2 separate regions of the Homo sapiens genome follow, and region 2 is linked to region 1. Evidence: chromatin loops called from intact Hi-C (ENCODE). Cell type or tissue: dorsolateral prefrontal cortex. All regions are shown on one strand.

The links. Peaks named below come from ENCODE experiments on the same cell type or tissue, not always from the same donor. Only the 100,000 strongest peaks of a DNase experiment are listed, where the experiment ranks them.
Region 2: it touches region 1 in a loop (2.2-fold over the local background); 6 of 110 quality-filtered maps call a loop at or near these places.

Annotation. Positions count from the first base shown.
Region 1 is chr2:199,459,610-199,467,609 of GRCh38, reverse strand. It overlaps a transcript of SATB2 not described here. Among named protein-coding and RNA genes, the nearest start is that of SATB2-AS1, 4.5 kb to the left of the region's middle. RefSeq lists enhancers at 4,530-5,295, 7,790-8,000. In dorsolateral prefrontal cortex, CTCF peaks have their summits at 3,804, 4,003 (motif pointing right), 7,789 and 7,988; DNase peaks (open chromatin) are centred at 3,394, 4,029, 5,462, 7,889 and 2 weaker places; H3K4me3 peaks cover 5,716 bases; H3K27ac peaks cover 8,000 bases; H3K27me3 peaks cover 7,101 bases.
Region 2 is chr2:199,258,235-199,266,234 of GRCh38, reverse strand. No RefSeq gene overlaps it. Among named protein-coding and RNA genes, the nearest start is that of SATB2, 200 kb to the left of the region's middle. In dorsolateral prefrontal cortex, no CTCF peak of the experiment used is centred here; a DNase peak (open chromatin) is centred at 4,784.

The DNA of each region.
Region 1 (8,000 bases):
AGGGAGGGAATTCCTGCCGACTACAGGGAGCCCTCTGTGCTTGTCTCTCTCCCCCGCCCTCAGCCCTCTTCCCCTTTCATTGAATGCCTGAAGTCAGAGCCTACCTGGAAACCCTCAAAATTTTACACTCCACTTGTCCGAGGTTTCCAATGATGACAAATTTGAAAAACGCTTCGGCTGAAGCCCGGCACCTAAGGCTGAGAGTTGGGGGGAGGGGAGGCTGTTGGATAAAAGCTCCTTGGAAAAGACACACTTGCCTCCCCCTTTTTCGCCACGCGGAAACTGGCCGGTCTGGACAAGGGATTGCGCTGGGCTAAGGCCTCGGGCTGGGGAGAGCTCCAGCAGCCTGAAAGCCGAATCCGCAGAAGTTATCCACCTGGCTCCTTAGCCACCGGCCAACAAGAGGGCTCTGGGCGTCCCGCCCTTCACGCCTGTATTAGAAAGGCCTGAGTCTGGCCGGGAGACCTGACTTGAGGTCTCTTGGGAGGAGCAGGGGGTGCCAGTTCTGCAGGGGACTTGCCCAGTTCCAGTGAGGCTGATGTAGAAAACAATAGCTCTGTCCTCAGCCTGGGCGGCCAGCCGGGGCCGCACGTGTAAGATGTGATTCTATCTGAGTTTCCAAATCTAAGTGCATTGATTGAGGCCCAAAGAGTTCACGGCGCATAACTGTCTTAATTAAACCTGCTATAAACAGACAAATCACTTCTTGTTCTTGTAAATAGAGCTTGGGGAGATGGCACAGGGTCTGGCAAAAGCCAGGCTTGGGGAACATTCTTAAAAAAGGAAAAGAGTACTGAGACACAGACAGAAAAAGAATAAAACTGGAGTATCCACATCTTCAGAAAATAGCTCAACTGAAACCAAAATATGCCATAGCAGGGAAGTAATGTGAGACACCCTAAGTTCCCAGAGCAGCTCAGTGGAGGCTGGTAGCCCAGGATGGGACCAATGGTGGAAAAGCAGGGAGCCGGAGAGACCACAGGTTGTTTGGGGGAGGACAGGTGCCCATTGCTGAGGCTCTGAGCTACTCTACTTGGCCCTGCACTTTCCTTGCCAATCCTTCCATCTTTCCCTGCCACTGATCTCAACTTCCTGATACTGAGAGACAGTGCTGGGAGGACAAGTACTCTCTCAACTTGGTCAGCTTGGGGGACAAGGGCTGGTCACCAAGAGCTCAGAGATAGCAACAACTGGGGATGATGGGTGATCATAGGAGTCCAGCGGGAGCAGATGGGAAGAAAAGTTGTCTGTGATCCTCTGGGAAAGCAGAAAATGGGGAGTATGTACACCCACAGCTCAGATTCTGCTGTCCCTAAGTGCCGGCAAGGGCTGGGGGATGATCTTGAGTAGGGTCAGGTGCTCCAGTGCCCCAGCTGTTGGGTGTCCAGAAGAGGTTAGGTGTGTGGTAGCTCTGGGAAGAATGCGCGAGACGTCCTTCACTTGGAATGTGCAAAGGGCCGGGTCTGTCTCCAAGTAACTCCGGGTCTCCGGAAGTTACCTGGCAGGGGCAGCCCTCAGCAGACTTTGGGTCTTACAGCATAAAACGAGACGAACTAAGGGGAGCCCACCACTTTTCTAGCTAAAAGTGGAAAGGAAAAGTTGTCTATAATATGTAAATACAGGAGATATGAGTGCACAGGTTTGGGTGGGTTCCTGGTAACTTCTGGAGCCGACTTTTCCCTGGTCTTGGTTTGCAAACTTTAATTCCCATTTCTTTTCCTTTACTATTTAGCATATGACTCTAACAATAATCTGATTCAGAAATACTCTTCATTTCGTTAGGCTAACATTGATAAGGAATTTAAGTTCAGGTAAATTTTAGCACAACACTTTTCTAAAAAGTAACTTTAAAAGTGTTTTTAACTTCCACACAACAAAAACGAAAAAAGTATATATCACTATGGTTGGAGAGAAACATTCTTAGATTGCCTTTATATTTCAGAGACTTTGTATAGGTGCCAGCAACTCCGCAGACACTAACAAATGGGTTATTTGCAGTTATTGTTCATGAAAGGTCTTTTATATTTTTAAATTACGGCATGGTTCCCAGGTGGAAAAATTCCTTACAATTAAGAACTGGTTTTCAAGAAGATTGGAAAACCAGAACAAAAATTACAACGTTTTATCATATAGAAGTCTTTACTGAAAACAACGGATATTGAGTGGAAGTCAGAATGTAATGAAAGTTAATTAAAATGCAAACTATTAGGGAAACACTGCAGATGTCTTTCTGTCATATCCAACGGGACAGTCTTTAGATATTCCACCCTCCCTTATATTATACTTGTATTGTGAGACTTGAATGGTTGTCAACAGTTTTCTGTTGACAGAAATAACAACAGTTCACCTTTGAAAACTCTTCACTCAAAGCTACAATGATGATTGCTCTCGAGACAAGGACTGCTGAAACAAATAACTTTCACACATCTACACTCACACTTGCACACCCCAAACGCACACGCAATTGCCGGTTTTTGAAAACGTTGCCTCTGAATGAGAAAGAGAGAGAGAGAGAGAGACTGAGAAAGTCGAACTCGAGCTTAGGTAACCAACAAACCCAATTACTAGGCTTTATTGATACTAAAAGGAAAAGTTCCCCTCGTAAAATTTCTCTGAGCTTATTAGTTATTTAAATCAGCCCCAGGGTTGGACGCGTGACGCCGAAGGCACCTTCTGTCGGCTCCTGGAGGTGAGCAGCCAGCGTCCCTGCGCCGACCCACAGCCCCTCGCTCCGTCCTGGGCACTTGGGGCGAAGGCGGGCGCAGCGAGCCGAGGTGAGCCACTGGGCAGGGGCGCAGGGCCCGACACGCCGGGAGAGAGCTCCGCGTGGCCTAGGGTAGGACACCGGGCATCACACTTTGGAAAGGAACAGGTCCCAGCCAATAATAAGGGAGTAGGCGAGTAGGCCACGCGACCGCGGGGCGCAGGAGCTCAGCCGGCCCGCTGCCTGGCTCGCCAGACCCCGGCCCGCTGGGCACCGGCCCCTGCGACCCGGCCGGAGCGCTGGTGTTCGCGCCGTGAGTCGGGCGCGGGGCGTCTCAGACCTCCAGGGCTCGCTAGTGTTTTGTGTGGGTCTGGGAGCTTTGCAATTGGGTGGGCACCAGGTGAATTTACACCTTTCTGGGTCGCTGTCTCAATAGTTGACAAGTCCCTCTGTGTGTGTGTGTGTGTGTGTGCGCGCGCGCGCGTGGAAATGGTGGTGGGGGTGTATGTGAACAGCTGAATTTATTGAAAATAAACCCCAACCCGCCCAGTGAAGTCCTCTAAGCCCGACACGGGGTTCCCAAGTCCGGATGTGGCTCCGGGACCGCGCGAGGCGATGCCCTGTTCCTCTGGGCTTGGCTGTAGGGCGGGGAGGGAAGGCACCACGGGGTGGGGGAGAACTGAGCCCGAGTCGCCGCCGTCACAGTCACTTGGGCCTTTCCCGGAGGCCAAGGTCTTGACGGACTGAAACGGTGTCCGAGGGGATTCGTGATACCGAGAAAACAGGCGAGGCGCCAGCTCGGGAAGCCCTCTAAGTTGGCCCCCACTCCTTACGAGTTTGGGCCGCCGGATACACTGCCCCCCTCGTCCCTGGCTCCAGTAGGTGTCTGGGACCGTGGGTCCCGCAGCGGGCTTTTTCGCCCTCTCCGCTTGGTTCAAGACCGGCGTGGGCCCATAGCCTCAAAGCGTTCGGGAGGCAACTGCGGTTTGGGCCCCCTTGCACCCGGCTGCCTGAGCTTGCCTGCCCCTACGAGGGGTGGGAGCGGATTTCTGGACGCCTGCTGGCCTGCCTGAAATTTGGGGTGCGGACCGGGTGCTATCTTGGGCTTTCCAGGTGTACTTTTCATTTCAAGGGGTTGGGACAAACTGTGGGCGTTCGTATTTTGCACGCGCCAGGGCGTTTTTGTGTTGAGTGGCCCGGTGGTACCCTGGGCCAGGGACCTGCCCATCCCCCGCCACATCCTTAACCCGTGGACTGCAGGCGACGCGGAAGGGTTGGCTCCGGGACGCGACCGGCAGAGCCGGCGCCGAAGGTTTCGGCCTCAGCCCACGCGGTGGCGCTGTCGGGAGAGGACGCTGGGGCTCCGGGCCGGGACCCGGGCAGTGACCCGGGCTCGAGGGTGGCGGGACATTGACGCCAAGCCGAGGCCTCGGGGCTCTTCGCAGCCACCTTGGGCCTGAGATCCTCTGCCTCACTCGGTGTTTCCCTAAGGAAAACGCGGCGGGTCGGGAGCGCCACCCGGGGCCCCAACCCCGGCAGCTCCGAGCTGGGGGCGGGGACGCAGCGGCGGCTCCTTCGGCGCTTCCTTTTCTTCCCCCACCCTTGCCTTGTTGTCCCGGTTTACAGTCGATTTCTACAAGTAAACTAGATTAGCAGGGCAGTCATTCTCTCGCAGCGTGGTTGCAGAAGGGGACCCACCTATTAAGTTCTGGGCTCTGCAAAAGAATGAAGGGCGCCCCGGGGGGCGTTGCCTGGTGTGGTAGGGTGGTGCTCCAGGCCGCAGGACCCTCCGTCTTCCCCGGTCCCCCGGCCCGCGGCCGCCGAAGGGACACCAGATCTCCCACCAACGACTCCCCCAGCTCTGAAACCTATCTCCTCGCTTTCTTCCCCCAGGGCAGGCAGTGCCCACACCCGACGCCCATCTCCTACCCCGGGAAGCCCAGTGCAGAAAGCTCCCCGTCCTCGCCTGAGGCAGCTCCTGGGCCGACCTTGGCAATTCCCTTCCCGCCCACCCGGCTCCTGAACGGTCGGCCCCACTAGCCCCAGACCCTCGGGCCTCTGGGGTGCTAGGCTCACCGCCTAGCGCAGACTCGTTGCCCACCATCCTTCCCCATCAGTCGTCCCTCTGAGGCGTATCTCTCTGCTCGGGCCGCAGGGGCTCATTCGCTTGGGGCCGGGAGGAGGACCTCCACAGTCTCTACCTCCGGCGGCCGACGGCTTCCTTCCCTCTCCGCCCCCGCCCAGACCCCCTGAGCTGCCGGGGGAGCCAGGAGTCATTTATCTTTGCCTGGCGCGGGTTGGGATTTGTCCGGCTCTGATGCCAACGAGGAAGGCGTGCGGATAACGAAGTAAGTGTCCCCCGCCCTGCGCTCCGGTCAGTCCCCAGACGCCCGGAGCACTCTGGGAAAGGGCTGAAGCCCACCCTGGGCGAACCGTCCTCCAAGGCGCGTCCCCCACTGGGGTATTCTGGCCCCTGGCTCTTGTCCTCTTGGCGCATCTGATTTCCAGTCTAAGCCCCTCGCGGTTATGCCGTCCGAGAAAGTGTTGGTCGCCAACTCTCCACGGACAGTCCGCGGCGGAAATTGGCTTCAGAGCTGGCGTGGGCTTCATTTGAAAGAAATGATTCCCTCCCGCCCTCCTCCCGCCCCCAGGAGGGCAAGCTCCAGGGGAAGAGGCAGGCCCGCTTGGGTTCCTAGAAGCCGTCGAAAGCTTTTGACGCGGGCGATTCCCATAGTTTTCCCTGCGTGTTCCAGGGTTGAGGGAAAACGCGGCGCAACTTTCCAGGGCTCTTTAAAAGGCAGGGTCTCTCTGCCTGGGTGACCGAACTTGAAAGCCATGGACCTTGGGGATGGATGCCGGGCCCTCAGAGCCCGGGATGGCCCAGGCGAGAGCCGAAGTCCCGCGCCCGGCACCCTGCACCCTCCACCCAGGCGCCCAGGCCTACGCTGTCCGGAGCGGGCCTCTAGGAAGGAAGGTTGACCAGGGTCGAAAGCACGCACAACAAAAACTTGGTGTCGACAAAGAGAAATCAAGAAACGTCATTAGAGTGCAGGCCATAAAAGAAGGCCTGACAGAGAGAAAAGGAGAGAAGATGGAAATAAGAAAAACCATACACCTTTAACACTAGCATATAAAGATCTATTGATTTTTAAAATAACAAATCCGTGTTTGTGAAAAACAGGCGGCCTTTTACTAAATTACATAAGGAAAACTTGGGAGGTGGGTGAAGAAAAGGGGAAAAGTCTGAGCAGATTCCCGACAAAAACGTCAGTTAGAAGGAAACTGAGGGATAAAAATGTCCCCCAGATGTGAACTCCATGTTTTGAGCATGGAAGCAAACTATCTCCTAATGCACAAAATGGGTTTTAGATAAAAGTATTTTTAAAAATCAAACGTAATTAAAACAACTCTTTTCTCGTGATTTTGTTTTAAAAAGTTTGGAAATAAACCTTTTGAGGGATACAAAACGAAACCAAACAAATATTCTTGAATCATCAGCAAATTTATTCATTTACTGTTTTAAACAATACAAAATTCTAGCGAAAGGTAAAACTATTAAAATATATCTTATTGTCGAAATTAAACCTGCTGGAAATAATCGCTTCAGTTGAAATAAGGTCAATACAAAAATTGTGCAGTAAAAAGCGTATGTAATTTGAAACAAAAAAGGCCTTTATTAGAGACAAAACTCGAGAGGACAAAAACCCACACCGGACATAGATCACAAAACTTCCTAGAACTCTCCTTTAAATCGGAAGAAATTTGTAAAATGTGATATGAAATACAACTCTACAAACATCCAAAATACATTTCTGGTCATAATTAATCGTATTTGACATTTTCCTCTAAGTTTAATGCAACTTTAAATAATTTAGGCTTTTTCCTAACATGATAGATTTTTTTCAGTATCAGAAATGGACAAGAGGAAACTCCAGTAAAGAGAAAAGCAATGAATTTAAAAGGGTGCAGAATCTGAAAACAAACTAACCACAATGTACATTTAATTGTACTTAATTGTATATTTCATTTAAATAGTCCTTCTCAGGGGTTTAATAATTTAGAATCAATAGTTCCCTTCAAAACATAATAAAATATTTACACTTTATAAAATATTAACCGATTAACAATACAGCCGTGTTGTTTATAAGAGTGTAACTGAAGTCCTGCAAATCATGCTGTTGACACAAGCCTGTGAGGTTAGCGAAGTGATCCTTAGCAAAATGTAAATGAAGATCTTCAGACAGTGGTGTTTATAAAATAGCTCATTAATGACTTAGGATTGAATCGCTCCAACCATTCGCATCATCAGATATAATAATAGTGACGAATCAGACAGGAAAGATCCTGGCTAAACCATTTGCATTTTTTTCCAGAAGTACTGAACTCCTAATATCACCAATTCTTCTAAGTTCCTGGACATTGATCCGGAGGAGGATTCGCAGTTCAACATCAAGGTAAGGAAGGATACAGCATTGTTATCGTTGTTGAGATATTAGTAAGAAATACGCCTTTCCCCATGTTGTAAACGGGCTAAGTTTGACAGTGGTAGTTGGCTTTTGCAACACCCCCTTCCCATTTCGACATATTACAGATTGAAGAAAAAGTTTGTTGCTCAAAACTTACAGTTTGTTTCTTTGCAGCCCCAAACCTTTTAGCTACCACCACGGGTTGATTTACTAGACCCATTTTTGCTCTCACCGACTTCGAACTGTGCATTTTCTCCCACTCTTTTGACTGGGGGTGGTATGCGGGGGGAGGATGGGGCTTGGTGAAGAAAACCAGGGAAAGGCAAACGCTGCCTAAAACTCCCAGGGTGGCTCCCCTAAGAATTGCTATCCTGCTTGTTTCTTTTCTCGGCTGGGATCCGACCGACTCCCAGGTCGCCTCGGACTTCTTTGGAACTTGGTGGGCGGCGCCTAGGTGCGGGGTTCGTGGTGATCTGGGCGCCGACACTTAGGCCGGGGGCAGGTTTCCTTCCTGGGACCCTTTCTCTTCCAGAGGCTCTCAAGCCTCTAAGCCCGTGCGCATGCCGCCTACCAGGTAGATGCGGCGAGGGCGAGTGGAAGGCAGCCTTGTCCCGGGCACGATCGGCGGACTCAGCTTTTCGCAGTCTCTGCTCCCAGCAGGGATTTACAGAACTGCTCCCGAGAGCGTTTCCCGAAACCGAACTTAGTTTGGCCCTCTGGCGCCGCCGTACAGTCAACGCTTCTTAAGGGGGATCGGTGGCTCTTGCTGCGGGAGATGTGGGAGAGCCCTCGGGGTCCTGGGGATTAGGAGGGAGAGTCAACGTGTGCGG
Region 2 (8,000 bases), 200 kb after region 1:
CGGACTGTGGTGGGTGAACGTGGCAGATGATATTAATAAGGAAAAGCCCTAAACTTCGAAGGGAATTGGGATCCAGAATATCTGAGTTCTGATGGTGGCTCCACCATTCCCTGGCTGTGTAATGTTGGGCAAATTACGACTTTGAGCCTAATGTTCCTCAACTAAAAATTGGGCATAGTGACGCTCACAGGGTTATGGAGAATCCAGTGGCATAAGATGCTTTGAAAGTGGTAAAGTTTATGAAAATATTACGTTTGTCATCAGAAAGTGCCAAGTAGTGATCTAACTTTGATTAATTGTATTTATTAACTTTCAGAGGTCCTGATGAAATAAAGCAACATTTAAGCTTTTATATAGTTATTACAGACATATTTAATTAAGGCTTGTGGTACGACCACAAGAATGCATGACCAACTCAATCTATTCAGCAAATATATTTATTGAACACCATTAGTGGCCTTGATTTGTAATGCAGAATCAAAGCAGTTCTGGATACATTTAAATTGATTAGTATATAAGATTTTTGTTTTCTATCACCCCAAAGAATGCCACTTCAAGGATCCCTGAGAGTGAAGTTAAATACATTAATTTGTGTCTGAAATGCTTACCATGGAAAAGTGGACATTTATGAATTGGGTACATTTTGCTTTATTTCTACCTTCCACCCATCTTTTCAAAGTGAGTGGAGAAGGATAAATTCTAGGGGACTACATCAAAAGTAATTAAGAGAGATTTGGGCAATAGCTCAGCAAGTTTGGGGATGGGTGTGATTCTTTAAAGAGAACAGCAAGGCCTGAGGTCTTTGCATTTGGCCATGCAGAGAACAGGGGTGGGTAGGCAGGTGGAGGAGACATGGGGCTGTGTGGGGATAGGTATGACAATGTGTCTTCTGAATGAGCATGTCTAGGACTGGCATATTGAGTCGGAGACAGGAACAATGAATGAAGGGTGCAATGAAGGGAGGTGATTTGGAATCCTGCAAATTCAGTATTGCTGGGAAATAATAGAGCCAGGTTCTAAAGCAAGGTCTGCATTTTCTCCCCAGTATCACACCACCTCTCTTTTTGTATCCTAGAATGTCCTAGAAAGAATGTATAAACTGAGCATTAATTCGCTGACCAGCATGGTTTATATGTCATGATGATTTGACATCTCTTAACACACTTTTTCATAATCTTGTTCAAGTATGACATTTCTGATTGAGTTTTGTTCTGAGGGAAAGCTTATTTTTAGAAAACACCATGATCTGCTAGTACAACTGTCCCAAAGAATCTAGAAGTAGCTTCTTTGGTGACATTTAAAAAGGCTTAAAGTGTTACCTTCACATATGGGGAAATAATTACAAAAATATTCCATTAGCCATGTAATAAATAGTGCAGAGCAATGATTAATTAAAGAGATAACTATAATTTATTCACTATCCATTAACAAGCATAATCCCATGTAAACACAAAATAACACAGGTTGAGGGAATCAGGGGAGACTCAGTGTCAACTTTGAACTGAGCAATCCTAGGAATCTACCCTTAAGGAAAAGGTAAGGAAAAAATAAAATCTTTACAACTTTAATTTGTTTCTAGTTGATTGTGTGGAGGCAATGAGTTGTTCTAGTTTCTATTTTTTACTAATATTGCAGCTTGAAAAAGTTACTTTTCAATCCCTAGTTTCTGCATCCATAAAACAGGCCCAGGAACAGTGGCTCACACCTATAATCCCAGCAGTTTGGGAGGCCAAGGCAAGAGGATCACTTGAGGCCAGGAGTTCAAGACCAGCCTGGGCAACATAGTGAGACCCTGTCTCTTCCAAAACAAACAAAAGTATAAAATAGGGCTAATGACTTATATATTTCAAGGTTGTCATAATTAAACAAAATAACTATGTGGAAGCATCTAGCGTAATTCCTTCCTTCCCTTCCTCCCTCTTTCTCAGGGAGAAAAAAAGCAGGATATAATCAAATGTTACAGAGGACTTAAAAATAGTTCAGATGAGTTTCAGAGTAGGATTAAGTCTTACATTTAAATTTTTTTGTGTGATTTAAAATCTTTAAGGATAAAGGGCTGTTATGCTACACTTTCTCCTTTTCTCCTTCTCCCACTTTTTCTTTGATTCTCTTTCATTACAGTCCCTTTCTCTCCATCTCTCCCTTCCTCCTGTTCCTTCTTCCTGGCAAGAGCTATAATATAATTTTCTTTCTTAATTGCAAACAAAATGAATGAGGTGTTTTAGTAGCCTTCTGAGGTCTTCAAAATTAGATATTTAAACATTAATGACACCACACTTGCTTGTTTTTCTGCTGCCTCATTCTTGTTCTTTTTTAATGTATTTTGCTGATTCTCTTCTCTCCAAGCCTTTATGCCCAAGACGATCCAGGGTTCTTCCCTTCATCCTCCTTTTCCCAAATCTACTCTCCTTCCTCATCCAGCATCATGACACTAAATGCATCCAAATGCTGACCACACTACAATTTCTGTCTGTAGCCTAGACCTTTCCTACATCTCCAAACCAGTAGGTTCCACTGCCGATTCAACTCCTCCACATGCCTGGCATGCTTCACATGGCCCCAGACAACCTCCTCTTCTTCCCTGAACTGTTCCTCCCACCTGTTGGCAACTCCAGCTTTCCAGTGGCTTAGGCCTAAAGCCTTGGATTTGCCCTTTATTTTTTTTCTTTAACACAATGGCATTTAATCTGTCAGGAAAGTCCTATTGGGGGAACCCACCCCCAATATTTCAATATAGGTTCTTTCTATTTTCCATAAGTGTCGGCCGGCTGAGAAATAAAGAGAAAGAGTACAAAGAGAGGAATTTTACAGCTGGGCCTCTGGGGGTGACATCACATATCGGTAGGTCTGTGATGCCTACTTGAGCTGCAAAGCCAGCAAGTTTTTATTAGGGATTTCAAAAGCGGGGGGTGGTGTACGAACAGGGAGTAGGTCACAAAGATCACATGCTTCAAGGGGCAAAAAGGAGAACAAAGATCACATGCTCCTGAGGAAACAGGACCAGGGCAAAACCAGAAACTCCTGATAGGGGTCTATGTTCAGCGGTGCACATATTGTCTTGATAAACATCTTAAACAACAGAAAACAGGGTTCGAGAGCAGAGAACGTGTGTGACCTCAAATTTACCAGGGCTGGGGTTTCCCAATCCTAGTAAGCCTGAGGGTACTGCAGGAGACCAGGGCGTATTTCAGTCCTTATCTCAATCGCATAAGACAGACACTCCCAGAGTGGCCATTTATAGACCTCCCCCGAGGAATGCAATTCTTTTCCTAGGGTCTTAATATTCCTTGCTAGGAAAAGAATTTAGTGATATCTCTCCTACTTGCATGTCTGTTTATAGGCTCTCTGCAAGAAGAAAAATATGGCTCTATTCTGCCTGACCCCGCAGGCAGTCAGACCTTATGGTTGTCTTCCCTTCTTCCCTAAAATCACTGTTATTCTGTTCTTTTTCAAGGTGCACTGATTTCATATTGTTCGAACACACATGTTTTACAATCAATTTGTATGGTTAACACAATAGTGGTCCTAAGGTGACGTACATCCTCAGCTTAGGAAGATAACAGGATTAAGAGATTAAAGTAAGACAGGCATAAGAAATTATAAAAGTATTAATTTTGGGAACTGATAGATGTCCATATTAAAATGAAATCTTCACAATTTATGTTCAGAGACTGAAGTAAAGACAGGCATAAGAAATTATAAAAGTATTAATTGGGAACTGATATATGTCCATATTAAAATGAAATCTTCACAATTTATGTTCCTCTGCCGCGGCTCCAGCTGGTCCCTCCGTTCGGGGTCCTTGACTTCCCACAACAAAGTCCTGTTAGCTTTCCTTTTAAATATATTCACAATCTCACAACCTCTCACCGCCACCATTACTACCAGCTTGATCACAGCCACCATCACTGTTTACCTGGAGTGTAGCAACAGCCCCCACACAAGTCTCCTGCTTGACCCTGTCACCTCTTCAGGATTAAATCAATGTCCTTACAATGACCTGCAAGGCCCTACATGATCTGACCCTTCTCTGACCTCCTCTCCTTAATTCTCTCTCCTCTGTTTACTGGGCTCCAGATACACTGGCTCCCTGCTGTCCCTGGAATACACTAGGCCCACTCTTGCCTCAGGCCTTTGTTCTAGCTCTTCTCTCTGCCAGGAAAGCTCTTTTCCCAGACAGCCCCATGGCTGGCTTCTTCAATTCCCTCCAGTCTGCCCAAAAATCATCTTCTCAATGAGAACTAGGCTGATCACTCATGTAAAATTGCAAACTCACCTGCCTTCTGGATTCTTTTTATTCTGTCCTGCATTTTCTTTTTCATAGCTTCTGACATACTCTATAATTTACTTATGTTTCATGTTTTTATTTATTGTCAGCTTCCTCACCCCATTGAAAACACCAATAGGGCACAAAGCTCTTCCCTCCCTTTTAACAAATATTTGATGAATGGGGTACATTTCATAGCAGTTTCTCTTTGTTGGATTTTGAAATTTTCCCAACTTCAGCCAGGATTAAATATTTAAATTGCCTTATAGGGATAAACTTCATCTGAATATTTCTGTAATGCATAATCAAGGTATTTGAGTTACAAGTGCCTTGACCTCAAGAACCTCCACAACTGACATTTGTAAGCCCCACATTCAGGTAATTCATAGTCTGTGATTCTGTGTTGTCTTGGAAGACAGAATCACAGAACCATGGGCTTTATTATCCTGCACATCCTCTTATTCAAAGCAGAAATTCCTTTTCAGGCATCCTTGGCTGGAGGCCATGCAGTCTTTGTTCTTTCATGACTAGGAACTTATGAGTTTGGAACTCAGCCCATTCTGCTTTTGGTTAGTTCTCTTTTCCCCTGTTATTGGCGCCATCTAAAGCTGAATTGACTCTTCTAGTAACCACCTCACATATTTAGGCTCATACTGAATATTGATTACTAAATCCTATAAGTTCTCAGGCTTTCTTTCTTAATCATGTGATACAGCTACTAAGAGAGCTTATGCTTATGTCATTTCAGACTGCATGAATAGAGATATACAGCTTAAACCAAGAAAGGTGATCACCCTATACTCTTCAATACTAATCAGGCCACATTGCAACATTGTTTTTAGTTCTGGATGACATATTTTGGAAGGATGTTGATAAATTGAGATATATTCAAAAAACAGAGGGTGACAAGGATGTATAAGAGCCTAGAAAGTTTATCTTCTATTAATTTATTCTGTTAAATCATTTTTTTCATTTGTCAACCAACAAAGTAGATTTATGAAATGTCTATTATATTGAAGCCATTGTGAGGGAAATAAAGTCACGACCTTTAGTTGACAACAATAGAACTAAATTTAACTAGTTAAGCAGAAAAAAAAATTTACTAAAAGTTATTAGAAGGCCCAGAGAATTTCCAGGTAAGTCAGAAAATCTGGGTTAGACATTAGGATCTATATCTAAGATGACTCCAGGGGAGACAGCTGCTGCAGCACGGAGCACAAGCACCAGATCTTGGTCCCACGCTCCTGGGCACTGAATGCCATCTCAAAACCTCTGCCCCTGCTGCCTCTGAAACCCGGATGGCTCTGCCACTGCCCTTAGTGAAATGGAATTCACATGGTGCATTTTTTTTTCCATTCCCTTCCAAATAAAAGTCCTGATTGAAGGAGCCTAAGTCATATGTAAGGAAGGCTGGGAAAGTGCGTTTCTGTCTTCTGTCTTGGACTCATAGGTAGGAAATTCTCTAAACATAGAAAAAACAGACAGAGGTGCTCAGGGCCCAAAAAGTATGCCAAATGCACTAGACTTCGAACTCTTTGAGGAAAGATACTATGCCTTATTAGAACAACATAGTGTTGCTTTGAAATCAGAAAGGGCTGGTATCTATCTAGAAATAGATCTACTCTACTTCCTAGTTTTCGGTAATTTGGAGCTATATATGTATATATATACAAAAGGAAAATAATACCTCCCTTGCAATGTGTGTGTGTGTGTGTGTGTGTGTGTGCCCATATAAAGCAGAGTGCCTGCCTATTAAATGATAGTTTTCCTGCAATATCTTTGTATTCCCATTACCAAGGATGATTCCTGGTACAAAGCATTCATTTTTTAAAAATATGAGACTGTTCGTCGAAGTCATGGTATTTGCCTTTGAGAAAAATATCAGTAGGTAGGTAATTTGTAAACCAAAAAATTCTAAAATCCAAGGTGAAATAATGTCGATCCACCGTGGATGGGGAAGTAAGTGTCCTCTGAGGTACTGATGCCTGCTTTTACCAGGAGAAACTAGAAGTAGCATCAAATAATACTTAGTCTTATTTGACTAAGAGTGACTGTAAGAGTGACTCAGTATGAACTTGATCAAGGGTAAATCACCTCCATCAATCATTCTTCTATATTCAGTTGGACACTACTAAATATTTCCAGATGGCAGACCAACTCATTAGATTATGTGGGAGAATACATTTTGTAACTAATTCCACCATGGACCAGCATCAAGTTGGGGTGTTTAATATCAGAAAGATTGTCAAGCCTTAAGTGAAACTTGTTTACATCACAGACAGTTTACACATAACATTGCTTTGAAAACCTCTGCACTCAGATAGTAGAACAATGGGGTTTTAACCAGTATATATCTGCAAGCTTGCACACCTGAAGTTGATTCATGCAGATATCCTTGAGACCCATTCTGGTGGCATTCAGGAAGCTTACTGTACTGGGAATATTGGGGAGGCCTTGGCATCTTCAGCACCCTAATAGGATAAGGGTACTCCTGCCAAGGTCCCATCTGCAAGTATGACACTTACCTCTATTACTTTGTGAAATGCTATTTTGGGAATATAGTCCATGGCTGTCATTACCAGATTTTGGGACTTCTTGGACCAGTAATAGCCACTCCTCAGGCTTGGGGGCCAATAAGGACTTGTCAAGTTCATACTGGCAAATAAAGACACTCAACAAGCAATACAAAATATAAAACTACCATATTTTCTACCATTATCACATCAAACAAAGCACTTTTAACTCCTCCCAAAGTTGGAAGGACATCATCTTAAAATAAACTATAGTTGGGCTGGGCAGGGTGGTTCATGCCTGTAAGGAATCCCAGCACCTTGGGGAGGCTGAATCTGGGAGGATTGCTTGAGACCAGGAGTTCAAAGTTACCATGAGCTATGATTGTGCCACTGGACTCCAGCCTGGGTGACCAAGCAAGGCCCTGTCTTTAAAAAAATACAACAAAATAAAGCATAATCCTATTCAAGTGAGGAAAGTGAACCAATTTGCTGTGAAATATGTATGTCTTACCCTTTTTTCCCCTCCTTTTTCTGGGGAGCAGAAAAAACTCTGTCACCACCTAGAAGCTGACTGCAGATGACATCTAGAAACTGCCAGTCTGAGGACTAGGCTGAGTATTTACTTTCCCAGAAGTTCTGTCCTTTAAGTCAGGCACCAAAAGATCCCCAAATTTGCTCGGCCTTCTCAGAATTAGCTCAATTGGGCTTTGCTTTTTCTAAAGGATTTTGCAGGAAAGTGCTGCCATGTATTGCCATTACATTTACTATAAACTATTGATGCAATGGTTGTCTATGATGCCTCAGTGGCTCCCAGGTGAAATTTCATACAAGAAATTTCCTTTTGATTTTAAAGTAAAAAAGATGATCATTGTTTCCCCAGTGGAATTTGGGTATGCTACTTTCTTTATCTGATAGTGAGAACAACTGAATTTCTTGAGTTTCCCTTTCTTGCCCTGGCCAGTAGGAGGCTCAGCATCATCTCTGATGTCTACTCATAACTACTGAATTAATCCTGTACTTCTAAATGAGAAAAAGGTGACAACCTCAAATTACCCAGAAAGCTACATTTGGAGAGTATAGGAATTTTAGTAGCAAGTCATTAAAAATTAAACTGAATACAATTTCTTCACACAGACAAATACATCCTTCTGGAGAAATCAAAGATTTCCCCAAGTTCATATTTGGGACCACATCATCTGATTATGTAGATTGTTCACAGC